4 separate regions of the Homo sapiens genome follow, and all the other regions are linked to region 1. Evidence: chromatin contacts called from ENCODE Hi-C or POLR2A ChIA-PET data. All regions are on one chromosome and are shown on one strand. The core of a region is the stretch at or near the end of the contact, and the rest is flanking DNA. Distances in the headings are between cores, read along the strand shown.

Region 1 (3,709 bases), core at 312-2,811:
AAGTTCTTCCATGACCACTCATTCCAAAATTGGTTCTCCACTGTGTCTCTATCACAGAACCCTGTTTATTTGTTAATACCAGCAATCACAACTCTGATTCACTAATTCACTTATTGATTATTCTTTGCCTGCGTCCTATACCATAATGTGGACCTGTGAAGGTGAGACCCTTGTCCATCTAGCTTAATCTAGCTTAACATACGCTAGCACTTACGGCAGGTCCTTGGCTCAGCAGGCACTCAATGAATTGGGGTCGAATGAATACAGTAACACTGGATCATTAGAAAAGGAGAGAAAACTTCCTCAACGCTAAAATGCACTTTTTATCGATTCTGGAAGGGGGCTGCATCTTCCATTGGATATGGATATTTAATGTCATATTTCATTCCCACTCCTCTCTGAAAAGTTCCTAGTACATCGAGGTGCTCATGTGGTAGATTGTGTCTTAGCACCAAGGAAGGACAACAAGCAAGGATTATCCTGGGAAGGGAGCTTAACTACCTCTAAATCCAGGATGCTTTTTCTGAGCAATGAGGAGGATGGAGGCACATCAAAGGGGACAGAATAAGGAAACCAGTGCTCAGAAATGATGAGAAGGAACGTGGAGTAGGAAGGCATCCGGAGATGGCAGGCCAGCCTGCAATGGTCTTCATCCTGCACAGAGCAGTACGAATTTTCCTTCCTCCCAGCTTGGGAGTGGATGGGGCCAGGAGTAGCTGCCTCACTTCAGGTGTTCCAGCAAGCATGCATTCAATGGCCTACAGGCCTGAGGTAGCAGGGTACGTAGGCCTAATCCCATCTGCCTGCTTGAGTCTCAGGTATTGCACAAAACCAAAGTCTGTGCTTAGCGACTGCCCCCAGGTTTGAGCAACTGCTTAAAGCATTATCTGCTCAAAGTACAGCAGTGCACCACCAACGTCAGGACCTCTCAAAGAGCTTGCATAAAACGCAGGGCATTGGGCCCAATTCCCAACCTGCAGAACTGGCCTTCACAAACAGAGCCCAGGAATCTGCTTTTTAATTTATTTATTTATTTATTTATTTATTTATTTATTTATTTATTTATTTTGAGACGGAGTCTCGCTCTGTCGCCCAGGCTGGAGTGCAGTGGCGCCATCTCGGCTCACTGCAAGCTCCGCCTCCCGGGTTCACGCCATTCTCCTGCCTCAGCCTCCCGAGTAGCTGGAGCTACAGGCGCCCGCCGCCACGCCTGGCCAATTTTTTTGTATTTTTAGTAGAGATGGGGTTTCACCGTGTTAGCCAGGATGGTCTCGATCTCCCGACCTCGTGATCCACCCGTCTCGGCCTCCCAAAGTGCTGAGATTACAGGCGTGAGCCACCGTGCCCAGCCAAATCTGCTTTTTAATCAGCTCCCTGCTTCGCGGGATTCTTAGGTGAGTGGTTCTCAAACCTAATAAGTTGAAGTGGGGGATGACTCATTCAGGAGGCTCATTCTCCTCCGCTGCGCCTCCTCCAGCCCTCTTAAATGTTGTCTCTTCATCTTTCTTCGTACCTTCGGTTTATCACACTCCAGGCAGCTTCTGGTGTGCCTGCCCCTGTCCATTACAGAGGAGAAAGGAATCCACAGGCCCCTGCTGGGCGAGCTTGGGTGAGTCTGGGGGAGCTCCAGACGTGCCCCGGAGGGCCTGGGAGGAACTAGGTCAGATCTCTCCTTTGGGGACCTACTGCCTGTTCCTAACTGCAGCCTGACCTCTGGTGGTCAGAAGGGAGTCGTTTGGTAGGAAGAACCCAGAAAGTTTGGCTTTTTGCAATTGGGGGCTTGTGGGAGGAGGAAATTTAATCCTTACAAACTCCATCTCTGCTTGCAGAGGCTCCTTTGCTAAGCCTGGGGTTATTTGAGGAGGGGGTGGTGTGCAGTTTATGGCTCTTCCAAGTTCCTTGTTTTGCCTCCGTGGCACGCTGATCTTGACAGCTCCCCTGTACCTGAACGTTTGTGGGAACATTTTAGCTGCATTGCTGCCTTTCATCTGAGGGGGCAGAGGAGAGAGAGAGAGATGGGCAAGGAAGGAGATGTTGGGTCTTTTCATGTTTTTAAAGGTTTTCTTTTTTTTTAAAGGTGGGGTGGCCAAGGTTGAAAAGCCTAGCAAGCAGACACAGCTCTGGAAGGTGTGCCTGTGGCCTCCATTATTCATGTCTTGACCTTCTCTCAGCGGCCAAGCGCCCACTCTGCCTCTCACTTGGCTGGGGCACCTGAAACCGCTGAGGCCTGAGAGCGCTGGCTCCATGGCTGCAGCAGCCCTTTCTCTGCCCCACCAGGCCCAGGTGTGGCTTTTCTGGCATCCAGATCCTTAACCTGGTCAACGTGCTAAAGCTCAGTCACACACAGGATGAAAGTGGCCATAAAAACACTTAGAGAAGCCTCTCTGGCAATAAATCGCCCTCTCCTTTCCTTTTTAATTCTTAGGAATTAATTAACTTAATTATTAGCTAATTAATTAGTAGTTAATTAGTCAATTAACTAGCAGAACTAGATCACCTGACTTCCATGATAAACAATAATGTGCTTTTGCATTTCCAGAACCAAAATATAGTGCCCAATTCAAGGAACTGTTACTCTTTAGTAATCACAAATAGTGTAACAATGTTGGTAAACAGAGACGTTAAGGCTGGACCAAGAAAGGTAGTGCGGTAGAATGGGAAGTGCACAGTCTGGCAGTTGGAAGCTGGAGCTATGGTTGGGTTGACTGGGCAATTGATTTATTCAGTCATTTAACAAACTTGACTGAGAGCCCTTGATGAAGCAGGCATTGCACTGAATGCCAGGAAGACCAAGAAAAGCAAGACATATGACCCCTACCCCCAAGTTATTTTCAGTCTTGTGGGAGGCAATCAAAAGACATATAAACTGTTTAGACCATGAAATCTGTCTGGCATATTTAGCTCCTCGATTTGCTGCATGGTCTTCATCATTGTCAATCTCCTTCAGAGAATGCATGGAATCTCATTTCGTTCTCGCAATAATCCTATGAGGGAGGTCTTATCATCCCCTTTTATAAGGAAACTGAGTCCTTAGAAAGATCAGAGAGTTTGCCCAAGGCCAAATGGCCAGTAAGTGGTGGAGCTGGCACTGCAATCTAAGTCAGCCTGACTCCAGAGCCTGTGCTGGTGGCCACCAGGCTACACGGTTCTCCAAGATCTCCCACCTCTAATCTTTTTTCTGCTGCTCTTTTGCAGAGTCCACTTCCTGCCCTCTCACTTAACAAAGTCATCTCTGCCCATCCACCCAGCCTGATGGTCTTCCCTCCAGTCTCAGGGAAAAAGACACACACCCTCCTGCAAAGCCCATGCTCCTCACCTGAGCCTCCTCCAGTCCTCTTAGGATCGTGCCTCTTCATCTTTCTCCTGCACCTTCAATTTATCACACTCTACTTGTTTCTTCCCCGCTCAGTCCCTAAATGTGTCAAGCGCCCTCCTGTTCTAAACAATCCCCAAAATACAACAAAACAAGAGCTTCCTTTTCCCCATACCCAGCTCAGCCCTACCTAGTCCCCACCCCACTAGCTCCACTTCACCAGCCCCACCCCATCACCCACCTCTCTCCTCTTCCCATCCAGCGCCCATTACATTACAGAATGTAATCGCTGTACCCGTCTCTACTTCCTCAGCTTTACATCCAACCAGTTGATGGGGTCTTCCTGAGTGGGCTCCTAAATGCCCCTCTGTATCTTGTCCCATATCCCGACTCTGA
Region 2 (3,709 bases), core at 399-2,898, 480 kb before region 1:
TATATGTTAAACATTCCTTCTTAAGCTATGGTGACCAGCCGGTAGGGAGAGAGAAAGAAGTCAGGGGGTTTCTTCCCCCATCTCTGCCCCCTTCCCTCCTTGCTTGGCTGGGGTTTAAGCAGATGGCCACAGATCCTGCTGGGCAGCCCCTCTCCCACAGCCATGTCCCTAATGGCCCTGACAAGGTTCCCATAACATCATCCCTTCTTCTTGCCCCTTAGACTTAGGGGCAATAATTGCTTCCTGCTGTTCCTGGTTGCTGATTGTTTTACCATTCCCTTTACCCTGCCCATTACTAAGCTGATATTGCTCAGCTCCTCACCACCCTTTTTTATGCCCTGCTTTTTGGTACTGGGCTGTGATGTTCCAAAAGACATCCCTCTTTGTCAGCAGCTCTCTGTCGGTTCTGCCAATATAGGGTGCTGTGGGGAGCCTGCAAGACTGGAGGGAGGAGCAGGGACCCATTCCTCCTTTTGCTTGTGCTTCCCCTTAGACTATCCTCAGCAGCCATCCTTCCTACAGCAGCCTTGGGATGCAGCCTCCCGTGTTTTTCTGGCACTCTCAGGGCCGTCCTTGTGCTTGCTCTCAAGGACCTGTAATAACCGGGCAGCCCCTCTTCAGAGGCCTCAGACCCACATCTGCTGCCCTGCTCCGAGCTTCTGGGTGACAACACTAAGCTCTTCCCTTTGTTTCCTGGCCCGAGTGGTGCTAGCCTGTCCTTCACAGTTGCTTTTCTGTGTTACTTTTATGATTCCTTTCACATATTCAGATCTCCAACCCCTTTCTTTTTTTCTTTTTATTGTGAAAAACACATAAATGTTACCATCCTAACCTTTTTAAGTGCACAGTTCAGTGGTGTTAAGTAGCTTCACATTGTTTTGCATCTAATCTCCAGAACTTTTTCATCTTACAAAACCGAACCTCTCTGCCCTTGAAACAGATCCCCATTGCCCGTCCCCCAGCCCCTGATGACCACCATTCTACTCTCTGTCTCTACGAATTGACTACTTTAGATACTTCATATAAAGATCTCCAATCCTTTCTTTATATTTAATTCACCTTATTAAAATAATCAGCACAGTTTTTGTTTTCCTGATTGGACTCTGACTGATCCATCTCTGTAAATAGTCCCTTCTTTAAACAATTTTCAATTAAACTCTTTGAATGGCCATCTGATCCATGCTGGGACCGCAGCTGATACACTATGGAATTACTGGGGAGGTCAGATGAAGATTAGGTTAAAATAATAATAACAGTAAAAACTCTTTTAACTAAAAAGCACTATATATTATAATTCATAGTAGTAATAATTTAAGTGAGGCCACATCTGAGCTTCCCCTGCAGGGCCTTGAAACACTGACATCCAGAGAAGAAGAATAATAAACAAGAAAGTGGCTGCAATGCCAGAGTTTCAACAGATCCTTTGTGGCTCTAGAACTGGAACTCTGTCTCCTTTTCTAAGACAGGATGTGGGGAATCTTATAAAAAGCTTCATATTTGTATTCACAAGTTAATGTGGGAAAGAAACCAGGATTTCTGTGTCCTTAAGTGATACGGAGACTCTGGCTCCAGCAAGACAAGGCTCCGATCCCAGATGTCAGTCCCCAGCGATTCAGGGACACTTCAACATCCTGACTTCAAATGAAAAATCAGGTTGCTTTTCGAGAGTTGTAAAAGACTGGAAACTCCCTGACCACTCGCCAACTCACAGATGCCAGAAACTCTGCAGCCATAGCCCTGGCCAGAGATTTTTCTGGCAGAGTGGGGTCCCCTGACCTCTTTAAGAGGAGCACTGCTTTCTGAGGGCTCAGAAGGCAATCTGAGGCTCCAGCATCTTGGCCAGGGGCTGTGAAGAGACAAGTGGAGCACAGGGTGGGGTATGCAGGGAGCAGGAGGTATCATGGGCGGGCCCCTCAGGGAGGGCCGTGGATTATTCAAAAGTGCCCTGGCCTGCTGTGCATTCTGGAGGATATTCACCATCAACCCTGCCAGGAAAGAAGGCCTCACAAAACACCAGGTCTGAAGGAAGGATCAAGGAATTTCTTTGACAGATGTTAATCAAGAAAACCTGAACACCAAGGGAGGCTATTGCTTCCTCCTGAAACTATTTGACTGGCTTGGTCTCTTTGTACTTGGGTGGGACTAACCATGAGAAAAAGCTCATCTGTGTGAGTTTCGTGGCTCAATGTTATGGGGTACAGACGTGAGCTACTCCTCTAATGTCCAGGAGCTGTATCAATCCCAAGAAATGACTTGCAATATCCTGCATGTGTGTGTGTGTTTTCAGGGAGGGATCTGGAACAATTTTCTGGGGCCTGTAAATGTAAGCTGATTCACAAGATGAAGTGCCCCCTCCCTGCCTCTTCCCCCATCCCGGAATTGAGAACGGCTCTAGATTATGAGGCAGAGGAGGCTGGAGCAATGACTTTCCTCCCGGAATACCCGACAGTACCCTGCCTGGCAAGCCTTGTGTACTGTCTTTATAGGAGTACTTACTAAACTGAACATATAGAAGCAGCCTTCAACTTTTAGGAATCCACATACATTCCTCCCATCCAGAAGGTTAGCTTGTGATGAGAGATTCTTTTGGGGATCTCATTAACAGTTTCTTCTGTTTGTGGGATGGCTCTTCCCAAAGGGGTCTTAAAATCAGAGAACAGGCCTGGCGCAGTGGCTCATGCCTATTATCCCAGCACTTTGGGAGGCCAAGGTGGGCGGATCACGAGGTCAGGAGATTGACCATCCTGGCTAATGCAGTGAAACCCCGTCTCTACTAAAAATACAAAAAGATTAGCCAGGCGTGGTGGCGGGTGCCTGTAGTCCCATCTACTCCAGAGGCTGAGGCAGGAGAATGCCATGAACCCGGGAGGCGGAGCTTGCAGTGAGCCGAAATCAGCCACTGCACTCCAGCCTGGGCAACAGAGCGAGACTCCTTCTCAAAAAAACAAAACAAAACAGAACAACAGAGAACAAGATACTCAAGTTTGGGAGGCTAAGTGCTAATATTGGTTTTCCTACCAACTCTTTTTTGTCCCAGTTACATCATCCACAAATTCATAGTCTCTCCCCCTCTCTACTACTCAATAAAGTTATTATGGGGAATTGTGATTAAAAAATGAGAGGAAGGAAATTTGTAAACTCAAAGTTGTAGTATTAGTGTAGCTAGATGAAATAAGAGTTGGTTCCCCTTCCATGTTATTAGCGGAGAAAAAGAGACAGATTGAGGGAGGAAAAAGAGATGTAGCAGGATATTGTCATTAAGATCACAGCAAACTAACATGACATACTGTTGGTGAGTAGGTAAGAAAGATAGCTCTGAGTCCCTCACTTTAAGACACGTAACGGAAAGGAGTCAGAACATTGCAGGAAGTGAAAGGACTATTTGATTCATCATTATCCTATTCTTAGTTGGAATTATTTTCCTCTTCATTTTAGTTATGACCACGGGTCAGCCAGACATTAAGACAAGAGCACAGGGTTACAGTGTGGGAGCCCTATTTAATTGATTCCAGAATGCACATCTGTCACATCCTAACATCTCTGGGGATCAGCTCATGGTGTTGGTCAGGCTCTGTGGAGATACAGTCGTTAATAATATCATGGCAGTTCACACTGTCATCATGTCAATTGAATTGGATGCATTGTTGATGGTATAGGTGTTGAATTTAATTGCGTTTAGAAGATCCTCAAAAAATTATACTATGATTTG
Region 3 (3,709 bases), core at 729-3,228, 380 kb before region 1:
ATTACCTCTGATTTAAACCCATCCATAGGATGGCAAAACACTAAAAATGAAATCCCAACTCTTCTGCTAATTTGCCATGACCTGTGTGAGTAGTCTGACCTCGCTAAGCCTTAATATTCTTCCCTTTGTAAAATCATCTCTGAGTTCCCTTCTGACTCTCTGTGACTCTAATAAGAAAGGAACAAAAAATCTCACTACTGCCCAGCAAGCTGAAGGGCTTGTGAGAGCGAGCCACGCTGTCTTTGACTCTGAGGGGCACTGCTGGGCTGCCTCCTTCCACCTCTTAGGGTGGGTGAGGAGGCAGAGGCACTGCATGCCATGTGCTCCCAGCCTCCCTCCCAGAGAATCCCCTGTGGGACAAGTCTGGGCTTCACCCTGAGTGCTCCTGAAAGCAGGTCAGAGCCTGAGAGTGCAGGCGGGTGCGAGGGAGGGGAGGCTCCACACATTTGTTTTTGATCCTCAGAACACGCCAGATGGACTTAGGATAACTTGGGATCTGTAAGTGAACATTCTTGTCAGGAGGCCAAAAAGGACAGCGCCAGGCCCTTCTGGGCTACATTGTGCCTAAGGGTGATGCTCCCTCTCCCAGGCTCGGAGGCCGAGGGCCTGCTCTTTGTTGCGAGGGGAGGCAGCTGTGGTGCAGAAAGCTACAGTGTTTGTATTTCCTACTTTTGTTTCTAGCTCTTAGGCACCTTGGCTAGCAAAGAATCCATCCAATCTCCCCTTCCTTCTTTCCCTTCCTTCCTGCCTTTTCTCTTTCTCTCTTCCAAAAAGGCATGTATTTTCTCTTTTCAAAGCCATAACAAAAAGGGATTTATTTTCTCTTTTCAAAGCCGTAACAAAAATGTTTATTGTTGTTTCTAAATAAAAGGGTGAAACCACAGTGAAAAAATGTAGTTCCTGCTTCATATAACATCCTTTCTCCAAAATAGTGATCTGTCTCACACTCCAAGACCCAGTAACTTTTGTTAGGTCGTCAACAACTGTTTAATACACATTATTCAGAAAGCCTGGGAAGATAAAGATTTTCATGTTATAGATTTTCCCATATACTTGAGAAATACATTCCACGGCCTAGAAATTTGTTAAGCATGTATGTGCAGTCACAAATGTACTACTAGTTTGTAAATAACACGAATATTTGTTCATGGAGGTGGAAGGGATATTTCACATGATTCATAACCATCTGGTTATAGAGCAGGAAATGAGGTGTTTGGCAAATATTCTGGGTTTTTTTTTTTTGCCAGCGAATTATTTTTTTCCCCAAAGAAGTTAAACATGTGCTCCATGGCCTACGACCTGCAAGAGGTCTTGTACTGTTTATCGTGATAATCTGTGGGCTCCTGGTGCCTGTGCTGCCACGGAGCTGTACAGCCACGGAACGCAGCTGCCTGAAGTTAATGATTCAGGAGTCACCATCTGTGCTGAGTTCTGTCTCTTTGGCACATACCACACAGACACGTCCAGAGGTGAAGGCAGTACTTACACTCACAGATTAACATTCCTGCTCATCGGAACAACTTTCCAAGGAGAAGGCCCAGTTTTCTGAATATTAAAACTTTAGGTGAGTCATTAGAATCTCATGTTTGGGGAGTCTGTAGGCCAAATTAGTCAGCCAGACAGTGTGACAAGCTGGACATGAATATATGTAACTGGACGAGCTACAGGGGCCTTACTAATCAATTAGCCAGAACAACCTCCTTTTTTATATGTGGATCCAATTTTCCAGTTCAGTTTTGCAGAAGGGGCTATTCTGTATCCCTGTGGTTAGGGCTAAATGTTAAGGCACACCATGCGAGGGGCAGGGAGGATTTATCCCTTGCTATAAGTGTTCTTAACTTACCCTGTGTGAATTCTCTCCTAGAAGTGGGTAGGTTGGGGTCCTGGAGACCTGGGCAGGGAAGATCTGTTCCTTGAGTTTGGTCAGTGAGGAGCAGAGAAGGATCTCAGAGGTGGTATCTGATCTGCAAGAGGAGACTGGAACATAGATCCACGCTGCCTGCCTAGTGAGCTGTCATCATAGAAGACTTGGGCAGAGAGGCTGAGTCTATATATATACATCAGGAAGGAAACTGAGGCAGAAAGAGAGCATTCCAAACAGAGGCCAGGACGCATGCCCAGTCTGGAGGGAGTGCTCCTTCACAGGGCACAGCTGCAAGCCCTTTACATAAGGTATTTGTGGCTTCTGCCATAGGTGGAGAAGAAAAGGTTAAGATCAATAAGTTTGCTCAGACACCTTCCCTTTGACACCACACTATGGTAGGCAGGTACATACCTAGAGCTTGAGACAAGAGATGTGAAGTTTTCAGAGATTTGGAAACACTTGCAAAGTATATGTGTGTGTGAGTAGCAAAGATGATTTGTGGGAGAGAAAAACAACTTTTACCTACTAATCTTTTTTGCTTTTCTTCAAAAGTTAGGGGCATAAGTGTGTTGTACTTTGTACCTGCTTTGTTAATAAATTGGTTGTGTTTGATACAAAGGTTGAACACCTGTAATCTCAAACTCCAAAATCTAAAATCCTCCAAAATCTGAATGTTTTGAGCACTGACATCGCGCCACATGTAGAAAATTCCACACCTCACCTCGTGTGATGAGTTGCGGTCAAAACACAGTCAAAAGTTTGTTTCGTGCTTAAGATTATTTAAAATATTGTATAAAATTATCTTTAGGCAATGTTTATAAGGTGTATATGAAACATAAATGAATTTTTTGTTCAGACTTAGGTCCCATCCCTGATATATCTCAAGGTATATAGTCAAATATTCGAAAACCCAAAAGTATCCAAAATCTGAAACACTTCTGGTCCCAAGCATTTCAGATAACGGGTATTCAACTTGAATTTAAAAGTGTGAAGTCCTTGAAAAAAAGTTTAGAAACATAGACAACAATTTTTTTGGTCTCTAGAACCAAAAGGGGGAAATGTCTTAGGAGAAAGTTGTTATACATATTTACTTGGATATACAAAAAAATTATAAAAGTGAAGATTTTCCTCTCAGCATTAGAGCTGGTTAAGTGCATATTTTGAAACTAGTCATTTAATGCTTTGGTCTATTTCCTTGCTTCTGACATAGAGATATTGGTACTTAGGTTTAAATTACAAGGGCCGTTCTGAGAATCACTGCACCTCCCCACCCACGATCCCCTCCCGTGAACACATAGAGGAGGCTGTATTCATTTCGGTGCACATGTTCCCAAGGTAGAAGTCATGGTCTTCAGACAAGGCAAAGCCAATTTTCTTTAGCTCTATTCTTGGTGGTAAAATGCTCTTAGCAACTTACTCAAGAACAATAGCTATGCAATTTTTCAAAGAACTTTCTCTCATCATCTATATAAGAAAAATATGTCATTGTCACAAACAATGTTAATTAAATAGCCAATATTTATAAGCTGAGCAAATTGCATTTTTTTTTTGCATATTTCACCATCTCACTAGAAATTCTTAGATTATGAAAAGTACACTAATAAGAAGTCTCTAACAACCAGGCTTTTGGAACAAAGAAATAATGATAAACCTAATTTCCTACTTTCATTCAAAAAATTACACCCTGATATGCTAATAATCCTCTCTGAAGACAGCAGGTAAACTAGAAAATTGGGAAAAAGAGTCTCAACCAGGGACAATAGATTCCATAATTTTTTCACTGGTCTCCAGGTTTTCCCGACTCCAAATTATCCTATCCACCATCACCAAAGAGAGTGCCCCAAA
Region 4 (3,709 bases), core at 766-3,265, 350 kb before region 1:
AAGTAACACTAAGCCTGGTCCTTAAAAAGAATGGCAGTTTCTATCAGTTTCTTGAGCCCCAAGCTACCTTTGCCATATGTGAAGACTATGAAGATATTCCCTGAGGCTACATGGAGAGAGAGAGGGGGAGAGAGAGAGAAGGGGAGAGACAGAGGGGGAGAGAGAGGGTGAGAGACAGAGGGGAGAGAGAGGGTGGGAGAGAGAGGGGAGAGAGAGGGTGGGAGAGAGAGGGGAGAGAAAAGAAAAGGGAAGAGAAGAGGAGAAGAGAAAAGAGAAGAGAACAGGTGAGCTCAAATTCCCATTTGTTCCTATCAAGGCACCAAGCATGTGAATAAAGCATGTGTGTGAAGTCATCTTTGATTCTCCAAACCAGTTCAGCTGCCAGCTAAATGCCACCGACTAATCCCAATTGACACCACAAGGAGCAGAAGAATCACCTGGTTAAGACTTGCTCCAATTCCTCTTCCTCAAAATTGTGAGCTCTCATGAAATGGCTGTTGTTTTCAGCTACTAAATTTTGTTGTGGTTTGTTATGCAGCAGTAGATAATCAGAACTCTCCCCCAGGTGATTCTAATGTGCAACCCAGCCGTTCAAAAACAGTTTCACCTGGGTAGTCATGAAGATTTTTTTTTGTTTGTTTGTTTCCCTCTAGCCCTTTATCCACACATTACCAAACCATTTTCTTCTCTAATTCTGCAATTCCCTCATTGAACTTTGTCGAGCACAGGTATGATGGCTCCCTAAGTAAACTACTTTTATGTGGCTAAGGACATCTCATGCGTTTGGACAGAATGATCCGTTTCCCCCATTTAACATTCAATTAAGTGTCGTGGGCTTTTAAAAGAGACCAAGCACTGGACAGGAGTGAGGAAAACTTGACAAAGTCCCAGCTTTGACATTACTACCTCTATGATCTTGGGCAAGTCATGTATATTTTCCCCATCTTATTTTTAATATTTATAAAATAAGGAAGTTAGATTACTTGTCTCTCAGTTCCCTTTCACTTGTGGGACTTTGAGACATTGTAAGGATGTTGAATAGTAACTATCAATGGGGAGAAATTCTTTTCACAGAAAACACACAACTCATCAATTTCCTCTTGATTGCCCTGACTCAGTCTAGATTTATACCCACCACCTTGGGGCAAAAAGTTATGTCTACATCACTAGTAACATCCTCAGGCACTTGACTTTCTGAGGATGTACGCCCATTTTAAATGCATGAAGCTCAAGAAGAAAGAAAAAGAAATAAAATTGAATTCAACATGCATTCTTTCATTCCATAAGATTCAGTAGAGGCTTTGTGTTCCATGTGATTATGCCAGGCAAAAGATGTTCAATGCCATGGGCTGTTCCGGGGAATGAGAGATAGAGTAATGAAATTCATGACATGTAAGTTTGGATTTACAAGTCAACAACAAATCCCTCTGTGAGTTTTCAGAATTTATCCACCTCAACGTTAAAAGCCGAAAGAAAGAGTTCTTTGTGTGTAAAGTGAAACCATACTCCATCCTAAGTCTTTAAATATAGTTGCTCACTTCCTTCAGCTCCTGTTAAGTACTGCTGACCTTTCCCAAAGTATTCTTTTCTGGCCTCCACTAATAGCAGAAGATCTAACCCACTGCTGTTAACAATACACCTTACAGGATTTTGAAAGCTGAAAGTAGTAGCTCCACGCAAATTGGAGTTGTTTTTTTTAATTCCTTTATTTTGAAAGTTTAGGCATAATCTGGGGTAGAAGTTCATGTGTTCGTGGTAGTTAAAAAGTCAAGGTCAAACTCTACATGCCACAGGGAATCATAAAAAAAAAAACAAAAAACAACAAAAAAAACCCTCTGTTCTTCTCCCCGCTTAAATCAGAACCAAAGAATTCCCCAGTGAGAACATATCTCTCATCTTTCACTCAGAACAAAAAGCAGCAGTACAAAACATGAACTGCATGGTGTTTGCTACCCTTGGGTGGCAGCTGCTAGCATGAGCATTACCATTTGTATTCAAGGGATCTTTTATTCCCAGTTGCATGAGCCGAGCCACAGGGCTTGCAAGAATGCTTGGGATGCTTCTTATGGACTTAGGACACAAAGAATCTGTGGTGTGGCTCTGAAATGGGAACCGCTAAAGACAGAAGAACTGAAAGGGATATTTAATATGTTAGTAAGGACATTGCTATTCATGTATGGAGTATGTATGTGTGCAGAAGACTGTGTGTGTGTGTTTATGAGGATATGTATATGCTGATTTTAAAGTCTCTCTGTTTTTAGACAATTGAGGTTATTGTTTTCTATATATACCCAGAAGAGTGTCAAAATGCCTTAATGGGCAGTGAGCCATCATACCTGTGGATGGCCAAGTTCAACAAGGCAATTGCAGAATTAGAGAAGGGGACTGTGTTTTTCTTATTAATGGTTAAGCCATTGCCCCGATAAGAGATTTTCAAAGTTTGCAAACAGGAAACTGGTCACCCAAGCTGGAAGTCCTTCTAAAATAGACTCCTTATTTCAGTCAGTATTGAGTAATTTTAGTATGCCAGTGGCTCTAACAGAAATTGTTTTCCATAAAACATGCAAATTGATATGTTTTCAACTCATTCTATCTCTCCTAAAAAGACTCCAGAAAAGTCACCCACAGTACTACCCGGTACAGAAAGGGAAAAGTTTGAAACATTTTTGTTTACATCAAAGTCAGGGAAACCATTTCATACTCTGAATGTTCTTGAGATGATTAATGCCTGCATTGACAGCACCTCCTTCTTAACCAATGTTGCAGTGAAAGTGAACTTGAGTTTATAGTTCGTGGTCCATAACTGAAACATCATAGATTTAGGTATACAGAAATAGAGCTGGTAATACAAACAAGACCTTGAATTTTACCTGAAGTTGGTGATAGACTCCCCTTAGCTATTTTCCCTTTATTTATTTTTTCCAAATTATAGATGAATTTATGAGCAGTTTAGGGTAAAGGGGACCCTAAGGATAGATCAATTTTCCTTAATCCCATGTAACTAACAAATAGAGGTCATATGCAAGTAGAGCAGCTTTTAGGTGTCAGGCTAAAAGAGTTCTTGATGAGATTGCTCATGTGGAAAGAAAGTATCCCTTTTAAAGTCACCCACTTTGCAAGGGTACCATTGAGCTGTGTGAGCTAAATAAGGCTTGTACAGTTACTGCATTACTTCCCTTCCAGCCCTGGAGACTACAAGCAAAGGAAGATACTTCCTTATTTAATTTGATAATGGTACTAAATTAAACAAATAACACATAACGACAAGCTCTTTTGAGTTAGAGAATCAAAAGAAGACAAGATGTATTAATAGCAGAAAACATTGAATTAAGATACAGTAATGACTCTGTTGTTCAGATTGATCCAGTTCTTTATTTACATTATTGAAAAGATAGAGAGTAGCGGAAATGCTGCCTTTGGTGACAGTTCAACCTCAAGGGATCAAATCCAGCTTCATTCTGGTCTGACTATATACATGGAAGTGATGCCTAATGTAAGGCTCCCCTGGCAGTACTTGTAATTTACAAGATTGATTTTTTTTTTCCTCTGAAGAGCTGTTAAATGTGATTAATTCAACTGAAACTCAGGAAAATTCCCTTTTTCTTTTGCAAACAGGTAGAGGAATTCACAGTGGTCTGGAACACAGAATCATCAGTCATAAGGTCAGTCCCCTGCTTTGACCTTTGCCAAATGGTGAGTTGATTGACTT

What was found. Hi-C counts contacts between places; a loop is a spot of excess contacts on that map. ChIA-PET counts read pairs that join two places held with the same protein, here RNA polymerase II (POLR2A). Pooled maps may share reads with other maps.
Region 2: a map of motor neuron shows a loop between it and region 1 (5-fold over the local background). The contact joins two enhancer-like sites. A Hi-C loop is called at or near these places in 136 of 168 maps with a recorded cell type or tissue (A673, CD14-positive monocyte, CD4-positive, alpha-beta T cell and 77 more), 37 of 37 single-sample maps with no recorded cell type and 50 of 50 pooled maps. POLR2A ChIA-PET finds 5 or more read pairs at or near these places in 6 of 52 experiments (A549, AG04450, BJ and 3 more).
Region 3: a loop to region 1 is called in a map of PC-3, with 10 times the contacts of the local background. The contact joins the promoter of LINC02310 here to the enhancer-like site in region 1. A Hi-C loop is called at or near these places in 4 of 168 maps with a recorded cell type or tissue (IMR-90, PC-3, endothelial cell of umbilical vein and 1 more) and 6 of 50 pooled maps. POLR2A ChIA-PET finds 5 or more read pairs at or near these places in 2 of 52 experiments (PC-3 and WTC11).
Region 4: a pooled map shows a loop between it and region 1 (2.1-fold over the local background). The contact joins two enhancer-like sites. A Hi-C loop is called at or near these places in 4 of 168 maps with a recorded cell type or tissue (DLD1, PC-3, PC-9 and 1 more) and 3 of 50 pooled maps.

Annotation. Positions count from the first base shown.
Region 1 is chr14:51,774,755-51,778,463 of GRCh38, forward strand. All of the region lies in intron 1 of LOC101927598 (a long non-coding RNA gene), which reads left to right. Among named protein-coding and RNA genes, the nearest start is that of GNG2, 84 kb to the right of the region's middle. RefSeq lists a silencer at 1,288-1,457. Within about 2 kb of position 1,562, at least 4 of the 41 ENCODE cell types and tissues checked have a DNase peak (open chromatin) inside an H3K27ac peak, as active enhancers do; they include PC-3, breast epithelium and uterus, where a contact is called at or near this core.
Region 2 is chr14:51,291,808-51,295,516 of GRCh38, forward strand. LOC124903315 (a long non-coding RNA gene) reads left to right here. Exons shown (of 2, transcript XR_007064164.1): 2 at 1,345-3,709. Among named protein-coding and RNA genes, the nearest start is that of LINC00519, 35 kb to the right of the region's middle. Within about 2 kb of position 1,649, at least 11 of the 41 ENCODE cell types and tissues checked have a DNase peak (open chromatin) inside an H3K27ac peak, as active enhancers do; they include breast epithelium and uterus, where a contact is called at or near this core.
Region 3 is chr14:51,395,157-51,398,865 of GRCh38, forward strand. It overlaps LINC02310 (long intergenic non-protein coding RNA 2310), which reads right to left and starts at 1,979. Exons shown (of 4, transcript NR_146549.1): 1 at 1,844-1,979. It also overlaps a transcript of FRMD6 not described here. RefSeq lists enhancers at 1-466, 467-967, 628-1,827.
Region 4 is chr14:51,428,801-51,432,509 of GRCh38, forward strand. It overlaps a transcript of FRMD6 not described here. Among named protein-coding and RNA genes, the nearest start is that of LINC02310, 34 kb to the left of the region's middle. Within about 2 kb of position 2,016, at least 5 of the 41 ENCODE cell types and tissues checked have a DNase peak (open chromatin) inside an H3K27ac peak, as active enhancers do.